Linked DNA regions of Mus musculus: region 1 is linked to region 2. The links are chromatin loops, found by intact Hi-C in ENCODE. Cell type or tissue: left cerebral cortex. All regions are shown on one strand.

The links. A loop is a pair of places that touch in the nucleus more often than their neighbours do. Peaks named below come from ENCODE experiments on the same cell type or tissue, not always from the same donor. Only the 100,000 strongest peaks of a DNase experiment are listed, where the experiment ranks them.
Region 1: a loop joins it to region 2, with 4 times the contacts of the local background. A loop is called at or near these places in 4 of 42 quality-filtered maps.

Annotation. Positions count from the first base shown.
Region 1 is chr11:109,087,448-109,089,947 of GRCm38, forward strand. No RefSeq gene overlaps it. Among named protein-coding and RNA genes, the nearest start is that of Gm24149, 22 kb to the left of the region's middle. In left cerebral cortex, no CTCF peak of the experiment used is centred here; a DNase peak (open chromatin) is centred at 1,268.
Region 2 is chr11:108,979,795-108,982,294 of GRCm38, forward strand. Gm36876 (a long non-coding RNA gene) reads left to right here and starts at 945. Exons shown (of 4, transcript XR_389100.4): 1 at 945-1,858. In left cerebral cortex, a CTCF peak has its summit at 1,077 (motif pointing left); DNase peaks (open chromatin) are centred at 931 and 1,364; H3K27ac peaks cover 1,872 bases.

The DNA.
Region 1 (2,500 bases), 110 kb after region 2:
TCTCTCTCTCTCTCTCTCTCATACACACACACACACACACACACACACACACACACACACACACACACACACATACACACAGACATATCAGACAGACAGACAGACAGAGAGAGAGAAGGGGAGATGCCTAATTGAGCTTGTCTGGGTACAGTGGATCTCAACTTATGGGTCTGACCCTTTTGGGGTCACATATCAGAGACATCCTGCATATCAGATATCTACATTATGATTCATAACAATAGCAAATTTACAGTTCTGAAGAAACAATGAGATAATCTTATGGTCTGGGTGTCACCACAGCGTGAGGAACTGTATTAAGGTTGCTGCGTTAGGAAGGCTGAGAACCACTGGTCTAGGGCCCGTGGCCAGAGAGTCACAACCAGTGGTCTACGAAATGCCAAGGGGCTCCAAAATTCAAGAGGCCTGTGATTGAAACCAATACATTTTTATTTCCAGGAACAATGAGATAGTCTTTCCATAAACAATAAAATCTCTTTCTTTTCATAGCCGTCTAAGTTTGATTTGGCCAGGGCTTCAGTTTCAAACACAGACAACAAACCACAGTAGCAACAGCGGCATCTTTCACTGTATCATCTTTTCTCCAGAAGAAACAAAAAGATATTTTCATGTTTTTTTTTTCTTTTACAGTAGTAGCAAATATCTTCCAACTGTTATTTATACTCAGTGTTGTGATTTTTAAATTATGGTAGGTATTAAACCCGACTATAAGGTTTCTTAACGTACCAAGTTCACATGGCAACTGTGTATCTCAAAAAAATACTTTGGTAACTGTGTCTTCAGGCTAATTGGCCTCCTTTGTCAGCCTGTGTATTTTCTCTTCTGCTTTAAAAAATATTTAAACCGTTGAAGAGCTTTATTTTGAGAGGAGCACTATGAAACAAAAACACTCCAGGATCCTTGTATTGTCATCACTGGGATGTGGGGGAGGCACACGGCTGTGGAGATATACCCTCTGAGTGTCTCGAGTTCTATCAGTGGGTCAGAGCTTTTGGAAAGTGGGTGTCGCATGTAAGGCTCATGCAGGATGAATATTTGTCATCTTGGGGGTAGCTCCTTTATTTTGAGAGTCCAGCTTCCTTCTGCAACACTATCATCTTTGTTATGCTGCTGGGGCTGTGGAAGGTAGGGCTCCTCGCACGCTAGCTACACAAGTGTTTTAGCACTAAGCTACACGCCAGCACAACCAGATAGTCTGAAAGTGCATGGTATATGAAAGCAGCATTATTAATAGCAAGCGTGAGTCAGTGCGGTGGGCCACTCGAGAAGTGGGAAATCGTCTGAAAGGGAAGCTCCTGCTGTCTATACATCTTAGAAGCCAGACTCTTGGCTCTTTTCCACATACGTGCCCAACTTTCTCTTCTCTAACTATCCTTCTTTCTTCTCTGACTGCTCACCCAGTGCCTATAATTCCCATAATTCCTAGTACCCTCTAACATCCGTTCTATCCCTGAAGGCACATGGTCTCGGATCCCAGCTTCTTGCTGCTCACTTCCCTTCTAGGCTCCTGTACAGACCTCTGCCATCGCAGAATGGTAGAACCAGGTGATTAATCCTGGCCAATGAGCTGTAAGAAGGTGGAGCTTGTACCATGTGCCAGTCTGAGCTTTTAGAGGCTGGTAGAAGCCACTTCTGTGGTTTCTTCTCTTCTGAGATGAATCCTGAAGAACAGAAAAACTCACTTTCCTGCCCCTCTTCCAACAGCTTTCAGTGGTTTGTAATGCAAGGAATGGACAGGCATGCAAGGAATAACTCAGGGTTATTTTATATTTATTATATTTATATTTTTATTATATATATTTTAGGGTTATTTATTGTCACAGCAAATCTCATATATTTTCCTATCTAATAGGCTGACTTCTATGTAGATATAAATCATCCGAAGAATGCAACTCTGGTCAGTTGTCCACCTCAGGTTCAATGAGACACACCTAAGAGCCTGTGTCCATTTTCTGATGCTATAACGTTATATCTGAAACTAGGTTGCATATAATGAATGTAATTTTTTACATTGAACATATAGTTCAAGAGGATGGGTGTTGTGTCTGGCCAGCAGGTTTGGGTTCTAGCCTGGAAAGGCATTTTGGAAACCTGGAAGAGAAGAGGGGCTGGGCTGCGAGAGATAAGGAAGGAACCAAGACAAAGGTCTCTACTCAAGGTTTAATTTTTACTATTCTGGCACTCAGTTATGAAGGAAGGGGGAGGGGCCCAATTCTCGCCAAATAATCTTGGAGTCCAGTAGCAGGGTGACCATGTGTATGGCTCTGAACAGCAAAGCGGCAGGTTCCAGCAGTGGGTGTGGCAGAACGATTGAGCCGGCAAGCTCCATCTAGGTGTAAACAGTAAAACCGTTAAGGCTGGGAGAGGAGAGGCTACAGATGGGAAGTTCAGTATCCTGATCCTTCCACAGCATCTGGTGGGGACAGGAAGCATCAACTAAAAAATGTAGGGTACCAGTTGTCTCTCTCTTCTATAAAGTCCT
Region 2 (2,500 bases):
AATATACCAAGGCAGTCAACCAGAATGAACAAGGTAGGTTTCGTGGTGTCGATGTCTTCTGACTACAACTTGAGGGGTGGGGGAGATGGCTCAGGGAGTGAGGTACTTGCTATGCAAGAATGAGGAGCTGATGTGGGGTCTCTAGCGCCCATGTAAAGAGGCAGGTGTGGTGGCATGTGCTCAGGTTCCTGTAATCCTAGCACTGGGGAGGAGAGACAGCAGGATTCCCTGGTACTTGGTGGCTAGTCAGTCTAGCCAAAGCAGTGAGCTCCAGCTTCAGGGAGAGCCTGTGTCTCAAAAATGAAGTGGATAGCAACCTCCGGTCACATGTGCACACACACATGCGTACGCCCCTCCCCAAACATGTACATACAAATAAATGAATGAATAAATAAATACACTTAAACAAGATGAGGGAGGGGGCCAAATGGATATCTAGTGGGAGGAGATTCTAGGTAGATGACCAACCAAGGGGAAAGCTGTTCCCAAACAGACAGCAGGTTACCTGAGAGCGGGGAATTTGATTTTCTTCCAAGCCTAGGACCTACTTGGTGTACGGTGGGAGAAGGCCCTTGAAGTGTTCGTTGCAAACAGGCACCTTTAATCTCCTGGTGCAGAAGTTAAGAGTAGCCAGCATGGAAGGTTGTGTTGCAAATCTCTGGAAGTGGTCTCTGATCTAACTCTGACCCCCGTGGGAAATAGGTCCTGGACTCAGGCACTATGTTTTTTCCCCTGCATCCCATCTGTGTCTTTCCCTGTATTCCTCCCAGGCAGCCCACATGCCACATGTGGCCGTCCTCCGACTTGGAGTCCTTATCGTGACTCCCTTTTATGTCGGTGCCAAGCTAAACATACTTGGGGCCTGTTATGTTTTTTTTTTTTTCATATTTCCTCATGAGTCACTCTCCCCGGCTTTTAAATCATCTCTCCCCTTGTGAATGGTTGGCAAGAAGCAGGGGCCCAGTTCTCAGCTCGGAGACACAAATACGCCTGGCACTCGGGCGAGGTTTGCGGCCAGATGGTCTCCCACCCACCTCTCCTAGAGCTTGGGTCCCGCCTGGGGACATGAGGCTTGGGGCCACCTGCTGGGCCTGAGTGCCTCCTGCTCTGGTAAGAGCTTCCGCTCCTAGTTTGTGCAGCTTCTCTGGAGGGATCTCCAACTGACTTAAAAATAAACTACCGTGCATCCCACCGTTCAAAATAGCTAGAAAAGAGGACCTACCTGGCATGCTTTCTTTGTAAAGAACCGTAAATATCTGAGATGGTATAAGAATTATTCAGGTTCAATCGGTGTGTGTTGCATGCATCTATCAAAGGATCCCACTGTGCATCTATGTGTTCATTAAAAATAACGTGTCTGTGCCCGACAAATGATTCACACACCAAATGTCCTCACGCCTATCTTGGTGCCAGTCTCCTCACACTGAGGCTGCAGAAATGACCGAAACTATGTTCTTATGCTCAAGTAGAACTTACATCATCTGAGGAAGTCTCCATCACTGTGATTCTTGTGGCCAGGATGCCAGGACTCGGTAACCATCCTCCTCCCCACAGAAATACAGATTTCTGTGCCGATTGCTACTTCCTGAGCAGACCTAATTGGGCTTTCCCTCACATTTTTATGAACCTTTCCCTTACTCTCCTGCTGGAAAGAGAACAATATAAACAGGGAGAAAAGGAAAGAAAACTCAATTTCAGACTGGCTTGAGAAATGGGGGCCTAGCTCTGCGGGGCAGAAGAGAAACCCAACCACTCCAGCACTGGCTGAAAATTTGCTGTGTCCCATCCAGGCGTGGGCTCGAGAGCTGGGACTCAAGAGCTGAAGAGGGAAAGAAAGAATTAAGATTGGAACAGTCAGGTACTTTTAAGGGCATTCTTGGTGTGGGCTGTCAAGAAGGGGACAGCACAGGGGGTGACAGAGAGGGAAAGGTTTAAGAAACAAGAATGTCAGGGACAGGGCTGGAGATGTAGCTCGGAAGGTAGAGTGATTGCCTAGCACTCTGTGGGCTCGGTTAGATCTTTGGCACCACATAAAGCCAGCATGGTGGGATGGATCTTTCTGATCTTAGCACTTGGGAGGTGGATGCAGGAGGATCAGAAGTTTAAAGTCATCCTGAGCTACATAGTGAGTTCAAGGCCAGCCTGGGCTATTCGATCCTGCCTTAAAAATGGTGACAGATGGCCTAGTCGGCCATCATTGGGAAGAGAGGCCCCTTGGTCTTACAAACTCTCAGTACAGGGGAACGCCAGGGCCAAGAAGTGGGAGTTGGGGGGGGGTAGGGGAGTGGGGTTAGGGTCTGGGGTACTTTTGGGATAGCATTTGAAATGTAAATGAAGAAAATACCTTATTTTAAAAAAAGCTGATGGAATAAGATATAAAAAAAAATGGTGACAGACAGGTATGGCTTCAAACCTTGACTTGGCTCCTTACCCACGGTACAGCCTTGGCTAATTAATTAGACTGGTTGAACTTGAGGCTTCTAACCTGTGAAGGGGAACT